Regions from separate parts of the Homo sapiens genome. Here region 2 is linked to region 1. The links are chromatin contacts, found by Hi-C in ENCODE. All regions are on one chromosome and are shown on one strand. The core of a region is the stretch at or near the end of the contact, and the rest is flanking DNA. Distances in the headings are between cores, read along the strand shown.

The links. Hi-C counts contacts between places; a loop is a spot of excess contacts on that map. Pooled maps may share reads with other maps.
Region 2: a loop to region 1 is called in a map of CD4-positive, alpha-beta T cell, with 4 times the contacts of the local background. The contact joins the promoter of STIL here to the promoter of NSUN4 in region 1. A Hi-C loop is called at or near these places in 1 of 168 maps with a recorded cell type or tissue (CD4-positive, alpha-beta T cell), 1 of 37 single-sample maps with no recorded cell type and 8 of 50 pooled maps.

The regions. Positions count from the first base shown.
Region 1 is chr1:46,338,498-46,342,627 of GRCh38, reverse strand. It overlaps NSUN4 (NOP2/Sun RNA methyltransferase 4), which reads right to left and starts at 1,821. Exons shown (of 6, transcript NM_199044.4): 1 at 1,709-1,821. The coding sequence starts at 1,801. RefSeq lists enhancers at 534-623, 1,751-1,960, 2,621-3,420.
Region 2 is chr1:47,311,345-47,315,419 of GRCh38, reverse strand. STIL (STIL centriolar assembly protein) reads left to right here and starts at 1,273. Exons shown (of 17, transcript NM_001048166.1): 1 at 1,273-1,384. RefSeq lists a silencer at 1,167-1,216 and an enhancer at 534-1,263.

The DNA of each region.
Region 1 (4,130 bases), core at 572-3,071:
GACGAGATGGTTCCTGGGAACAGGGGGGACCAGAAGTTGTGGTGTCCGGGGTTAGGATGAGGTAAGAGTTCCCAGTTGCCTCCCAGGAGAGAAGGGACTCAATGCAAGCCTTCCTGGGAGCCTGGGACTGGGGTGAGCAAGGAGAATCAGTACTCCCGGGGCACAGGCAGATGGCATAGCAAGGACTCCCAGGGGTAGGTATGTAGGCCTCTGAGGAAAGATGGGAGTAATGATAAGAGCCCTCCTGAGGTGAGCTGGGAGAGCCAGGCATGCCTGCCTGAGAAGAGAGTGGGAAGCCACAACAATTTTTCTCAAGGGGCAGGTCAAGCTGTGGTTTGGGTTCACAAGAGTCTAGAGGCTTAAGGCTGCCATGGTAAAAGCTGCCAGTAGGTGGGGAAGATGCTGGGGAGAGAAGGGGGTCATTATAACTTCTCCCTGAGAACCAGTGAGAGGGCAGAGAGATCATCAGCCCAGTTTCCAAAACTCTGTGAGAAAGGGTTGGGGAGGCCATAGGACTAGTTTCCACCGGCCGGCGAGCAAGAGGAGGTGAAATCGTGAGGCAAGTTCCCGGGGTCCTATGTGTAGGAGGAGGCGAAATCATGGGTCCAGTTTCCAAGGGTACATGAGTGAGCTGAGGGGAGGTCACTGGGCTCGTTCCCGGGGACTGATGAGCAAGGGGAAAGGAGGTTGCCGGGCTGGTTCCAAAAGCTGAAGGCCATCCGCTAGAGTAACAGAGATTAGTGTGCTGGTCACAGTACGTGCCTTGAAGACAGGGACGCCGCATTCTGGAGGGACTCATCCAGCTGCAATAAGGTGTCCGCTGACAGAGAGGGGGTGACCCCGGAATGCTGAACTGCTCAAAATAAGGGCTGGAGAGTGGGGAACCCGAGTGGCAGGGCTAGCGGCAGTAGGTCCTTTCCAGGAGTGGGGAAGAGGACTCAAAAGACCATCTCCCTGAGTGCGAGGAAGGTTGTGGGGGTGGAAGAGATGGTGGAGGTGGCGAGGGAATCGGCTGGGGTGGGCAGGGGGGCGTGCCGGTCATAGAAGAAATTCCAGGGCTTCCAGTGAGGCAAGAAAAAGGGTCTCTGGAGAAGCAAGGAGAGTCCAGAGGATGAGAGGATTCGTTGCACCTTTTGCCAGGGTTTGGGCCGGCAGTATGGACAGGGTGGTCGCTGTAACCTTGCCCGGTCGCCAGAGGCAGCTCGAGGTTGAGGAAGGGGCTGAATCCTTTCCTGCAAGGCGGCGGAGACCCAGGAGTGCAGGCAAGGTCGCTATGGTATTTTCCGAGGGGTGAGGGCGACCGGGCTGGAAAATCAATGAGGAAAGGAGAAGTCATGTGGGGGAAGAATGGGCAAGGGAAAGGGGGAGGGGAGGGAGGGAAGTAAAAGGGGGAGTGGGGGACAGAAAGGTAGGTGGACACAGCTGGGGAACAAGAGACAGTGACATCACTAAAAGAATGAAGGCGAAGGTGATGACGCAACTTGGGCGGAGTCAGGAGACTGCAGACGTAACAAGTGGAAGACACTAACGCTCGGGACATAGAGTGCGGACAGAGGCGGTGACGGAAAAGACGAGAGAGGGAGGTGCCTAAGGACGTTCCGTGGAGTGCTTGGGAAAGACGCTAGGCGTTCTAGAGGGCCGGGAAACGGAAAGACTGGAGAAGTTTCCACCCTCACTTTTCCCTCCTGCGCCCCCAGCCGGACCTTACCCATTTCTTCTTATATCGATGTCTCCGCGGGACCGTCGCGAGGTCCACACGCTTCAGCAGCTCCCGGACACCCCTCAGTGTCAGCGCAGCCATATCGGCGTGCTCCACGGGGTAATTCCGACCGGAACCGCGACAGGAGACTCGCGTGTTCCGGGGAGGTGGTGAGCGCCACCCGGCGGGACACGAGCGAAAAAAGGGAAAGGAAATACATCTGACGCTCTCCCAGGACTCCGCGCGCCTCTACAGACTCCGCCCAGCCAGGAGTCCCCTGAAGGCTGCTGGAAAAAGAGCAACCTGGCACCCGGAATAATGACTCTGCCTGGATGCTTAGAGCAGTGCGAGGGACTCCCAAGAAGCCCCTAGCCCACTTGGGGGACCAGGGAGGATTAGGAGTTGGTGGTTGAGTACCGAAAGAGTTAGCTAGGCGAAAAGGGGCGGGAAGGGCCTCCTAGGCCGAAATTGCATGGAGGAAGATCCTTAGGTAGAGGAAAATGAGACCAGGCTTGTAGGCAGAAGCAGATTTGCAGTGAAACAAATGAAGCTTAAGTTTCGGGACCTGGCCGGGCGTGGTGGCTCACGCCTGTAATCCCAGCACTTTGGGAGGCCGAGGCGAGCAGATCACGAGGTCAGGAGATCGAGACCCTCCTGGCTAACACGGTGAAACCCCGTCTCTACCAAAAATACAAAAAATTAGCCGGGCGAGGTTGCTGGCGCCTGCAGTCCCAGCTACTCGGGAAGCTGAGGGATGGCGTGAACCCGGGAGGCGGAGCTTGCAGTGAGCCCAGATCGCGCCACTGCACTCCAGCCTGGGCGACAAAGCGAGACTCCGTCTCAAAAAAAAAAAAAAAAAAAAAAAAAGTGGAGGCGTGAATAACCCACCCCTTGTTTAGCGTACCATCAAGAAATAACCATAAAAATGGGCAAGCAGCCCTTGGAGCTGCTCTATCTATGGACTATCCATTCTTTTATTCTTGTACTTTAATAAACTTGCTCTCACTTTGCATTGCGGACTCGCCCTGAATTCTTTCTTGTGCGAGATCCATGAACCTCTCTTGGGGTCCGGATCGGGACCCCTTTCTGGTAACAATGCCTGTAATCCCAGCCAATCTCCCTGCCTTTTGATCTCCCTGCCTCACTCCTACCCACCCTGATAATTGGCTGTTGAATGATCATTTAAAAACACAGTTTCTGATCATGTCCCTCCTCTCCACTGGATCCCTACTGGTGATGTCAAATGTTGTGGGGCCTAACGCTTCCGCAATTTGAGAAGACATAGTTAAGAAAAATAATACAAAACTTGGCCGGGCGCGGTGGCTCACGCTGCCCCCAGCCGAAAGCTTTTTCTTATTTGGCATTTGAATGTGGAATTTTGGAATTTTCTTATTGGCAACAAATACTGTCAGTTATTTTCCTTGAAGTGACAGGCTCACTTTGTTCATTTTTCAAGAAAAAGGCTGGCCGGCACTGTGGCTCATTCCTGTAATCCTAGCACTTGGGAGGCCGAGGTGGGTGGATCACCTGAGGTCAGGAGTTGGAGACCAGCCAGGCCAACGTGGTGAAACCCAGTCTCTACTAAAAATACAAAAATTAGTTGGGCATGGTGGCTCATGCCTGTAATCCCAGCTACTTGGGAGGCCGAGGCAGGAGAATAACTTGAAACCAGGAGGCAGAGGTTGCAGTGAGCTGAGATCATGCCACTGCACTCCAGGCTGGGCAACAGAGTGAGACTCTGTCTCAAAAGAAAAATTCTAGTATATTAAAATATAATTGATTTTTTCTGTTGACCTTGTATCCTGAGACCTTCCTAAACTCAATTATTACTTTTGGTAACTTTTTGGAAATCTGTTCAGGTTTTCTATGCATATGGTCATGTCTTTTGTAAATAAAGACACTTTAACTTCTTTCTTTTCTATCTATATCCCTTTTTTTTTTCTTTGCTTTATTCCACTGGCTAGGACTTCCAGTACACAGTTGAATGTAAGTGGTGATGGTAGGCATCCTTGCCTTGTTCCCATTCTTAAGAAGAAAGCATTTAGTACTTCACCATTATATATGATGTTAGCTGTAGTTTTGTGTGTGCGTGTACCTGCATGTGTATAGATGTCCTTTCTTAGGTTTAGAAAGTTCCCTTCTGTTCCTAGTTTGCTGAGATTTTAAAAAATCATGATAGTTGTTGATTTTCCTTAAGTTTTTTTTTTTTTTCTGTTAAGATGATCATACAGTTTTACTCCTTTTTTTTTTTTTTCTTTTTGACGGAGTTTCGCTCTGTCACCAGGCTGGAGTGCAGTGGTGCCATCTCGGCTCACTGCAACCTCCGCCTCCTAGGTTCAAGCAATTATTCTGCCTCAGCCTCCTGAGTAGCTGTTATCACAGGCATGCACCACCACGCCTGGCTAATTTTTGTATTTTTAGTAGAGATGGG
Region 2 (4,075 bases), core at 24-2,523, 970 kb before region 1:
CGAGATAGCGTCACAGCACTCCAGCCTGGGCGACAGAGCAAGACCCTGTCTCAATCAATCAATCAATCAATCAATTAATAAATACAAATTTTGGCCCAGAGTGGTGGCTCACGCCTGTAATCCCAGCACTTTGGGAGGCCGAGGCGGGTAGATCACCTGAGGTCAAGAGTTCGAGACCAGCCTAGCCAACGTGGTGAAACCCCGTCTCTACTAAAAAATACAAAAATTAGGCCGGGCGCAGTGGCTCACGCCTGTAATCCCAGCACTTTGGGAGGCCGAGGTGGACGGATCACGAGGTCAGGAGATCGAGACCATCCTGGCTAACACGGTGAAACCCCGTCTCTACTAAAAATACAAAAAATTAGCCGGGCGTGGTGGGCGCCTGTAGTTCCAGCTACTCGGGAGGCTGAGGCAGGAGACTGGCATGAACCCAGGAGGCGGAGCTTGCAGTGAGCCGAGATCGCGCCACTGCACTCCAGCCTGGGCGACAGAGCGAGACTCCGTTTCAAAAAAAAAAAAAATTAGCCGGGCGTGGTGGTGGGTGGTGGACGCCTGTAATACCAGCTAATTGGGAAGCTGAGACAGGAGAATCGCTTGAACTCGGGAGGCGAGGTTGCGGTGAGCCGATATCGCGTCATCGCACTCCAGCTTGGGCGACGGAGTGAGATTCCACCTCAAAAAAAAAAAAAATTATGTCACTAAAACAGATGGCTTCCTAGGAAAGAAACTGGAAGAAATCTAGAAGTTGAGGATAAGTGATCACAAAAAGGAAAAATTAAAAATGTACATTTTAGAATAAAAATTAAAAAGTAAGAAACTGGAATAACTCTAACTTTCTTGTCTTTTGTGCTTTCAGGTAAAGAGTTTGGAAACTGTTCTTCGGGTGTCCGCTTCCAGTCGCCGACCAATGATCATCTTATAGAGCACTTCCGGCTTCATCTGCCACTCGCTCCTCCGTCTACCTAGCTGGGCTTTCCATTGCGCTTGCGGAAAGCCTACCCCGCCCCGGAACTTAACCGTTGACGAAATGAAAGGTTTAAATCCTCGGATCCTTGATCCTGGAGCGCCGGTGGCGCCCGCAGTTCTCCAAGAAGACTTGGGATTGGTCGAGCGCGGAACCAGTGCGGGGCGCTGATTGGTCGGCACACCAATACGTAACGGCGACCGTGCGCGGCTCTCTAGCACCACCCCCGCTCCCTGACTGGCGAGGTTTCTGACCAGTCAGCAGGCGTGGCGCGGCCTTCAGTTTCGCGAGCTTGTGTTTGCCGCCTCAGTTCCCGCGACCCCAACGTCCCAGAGGCGGGGCCGGAGTCGGCGGTGGCGCTCCTTGGAGCCGGCTCCCGCTCCTACCCTGCAAACAGACCTCAGCTCCGCGGAAGTTGCGGTAAGTGGAGCTTTGTGCTCCTGGTTTCCCCTTGAGAGGCGGCAGCGGGGCCCTGGGAAGGTTGGTGGGTAACATTCAAAGCCCTGTAGTGGGTTCCGCCCTCCAGGAGCCTGGAGCAGATGACGAGAAGGGGAGCTAGTGGGAGAAATTAAGCAGTCCATGAAATCCTTGGGTATCATCTGAGCTAAGGTATGTGAAAGAGGTTTGCAGTCGATAACGTGCCATTTAAAGTTGTTTTTACGGTGGGAATTTCTTGAGGACTGAAACCTTGAATGCTCGCTCTTGCATTCCTCACAATTTCTGGCTCACACTCTGCTACGTAGTAAGGGATCAGTTAATGTTTGAAGTTCATGGACTACTGGAAGTAAAGTGTAAACAGCAAAGTGCGAGAATGCTATGCGTGTGAGTACAGACAGTATAGTACCATCGCCACGGTGTCTGGGAGAAGGTTTCACAGAGGAAGTGACATTCGAGTTGGATTGTGAGGGATGGCGGGGGTTTACTAGGGCATTCCAAGTTAAGGGAGGCATCCTGTGCAGATATTGAAACCGGGGCACTGCAAGTAGTTCAGTTTGACTGGAATGTAGGATGAGTGGATGGGGGGGTTAAGGTTGGAATAATAGAGTGGGGCTGGATTGTGAAGATCCTTTATTCTGTATGTAAAGAAGAGCCATCGGCTTTTTAAAAAAAATTTATTTTTATGTTTATTTTTGAGACGCAGTTTCACTCTTTGGCCCAGGCTGGAGTGAAGTGGAGTGATCTCGGCTCACTGCAACCTCCGTCCCCCGGGTTCAAGCGATTCTCCTGCCTCAGCCTCCCTAGTAGCTGGGATTACAGGCAAACGCCACCACGCTCGGCTGATTTTTGTATTTTTAGTAGAGACGGGGTTTCACCATGTTGGTCGGGCTGGTCTGGAAATCCTGACTTCAGGTGATCCACCCGCCTCGGCCTCCCAAAATGCTGGGATTACAAGCGTGAGCCACCGCCCCTGACATGAGCCATTGACTTTTAAAGCAGGAGAATAATTTGATCAGATTTATATGGAAACACTCTTCTAGCAGCATTATGGGGACTTTTCCATAAGTCTGGTGAGTTGATGAAGTTAGCAACTAAGGTGGTGGGTATGGAAAGATAATTTATATGGAAGAAGGGGTGAGGATGATTTGAACGTTTCTATTGTACACGATAATGACTTTACCTGAGAATATGTTTTGCTAGGTGTAGATGTTGTGTGGTTTTAGTTTTATTACCTTTAGTGGCTTGTACAACACTGACAGAATGAAAGTACCTTATGTATATTGTTTTAAAATAAGAAATCAACATTATCCATCTTTTCACCCAAATGAATAAAGGAATAAAACACAAATAGCGCATTTTAAGACACTTCTGTTTAATGAAGAAAAAATTGGCACTTTTTATACTTTGTAGAGTTACAGTTATCCATGTGAATACTGTTATCCATGACAACCAAGTACTAAGGAAGGGTTTTAGGATTTAAAGCCTGCATTCTGTGGAAGCTGCATTAAACCTTTTAAGTCCAGATATTTCTAAGAAGGACTGTTTAGTCACCTTTTTTTTTTTTTGAGACGGAGTCTCGCTCTGTTGCCCAGGCTGGAGGGCAGTGACGAAATCTCCACTCGCTGCAAGCTCCGCCTCCCGGGTTCACTACAGGTGCCCGCCACCACACCCCACTAATTTTTTGTATTTTTAGTAGAGACGGGGTTTCATCGTGTTAGCCAGGATGGTCTCGATCTCCTGACCTCGTGATCCACCCACCTCGGCCTCCCAAAGTGCTGGGATTACAGGCGTGAGCTACCGTGTCCGGCCTAGTCAATTTTATTAGAAGCACGTTTTTCTCTGTCTTGAACAAGGTATAAGAGCATTTTCAATAGGATTTTCAGCCTCTGACTTTATCTAAAAAGTCTCTTCTAAATAATCTCTGCATCTGGATTAATAATCCTTTTCTCCTTTATCTTGCTTCACACAGAGTGAGACAGAGGCTCATTCTCTTGCCCAGGCTGGAGTGCAGTGGGATGATATCAGCTCACTGCAACCTCCCCTCCCAGGTTCAAGTGATTCTCCTGTCCCAGCCTCCTGACTAGCTGGGATTACAGGTGTGCACCACCATGCCCAGCTAATTTTTGTATTTTTAGTAGAGACGGGGTTTCACCATGTTGACCCGGCTGGTCTCGAACTCCTCACCTCAGGTGATCCACCCACCTCGGCCTCCCAAAGTGGTGGGATTACAGGAATGAGCTCCCACACCTGGCCTTAGACAGTTTCTTTTTCCTAGAATTGATACAGAATGTGCAGGACCTAAGGAACTCTAAGGCTTGAAAGAATATAGGACATACTGAACTCTAAAGAAAGGACTACGAGGTCTGTGTTTAGCTTCAATAATACTTAGATGGAACTGTCCAGTGGGCAGTTAGAAATATGGATTTGAAACATCTGGGCATGGTGGCTCATGCCTGTAATCCCAGCACTTTTTGAGGCAAAGGCTGATGGATTGCTTTAATCCAAGAGTTCGAGACCAGCCTGGGCAACGTGATGAAACCCCATCTCTACAAAAAATCCAAAAAAATTAGCCGGGTGCAGTGGTGAATGCCTGTGGTCCCAGCTATTCAGGAGGCTGAGGTGGGAGGATCACCTGAGCTCAGGTGGTGGAGGTTGCAGTGAGCTGAGATTGCA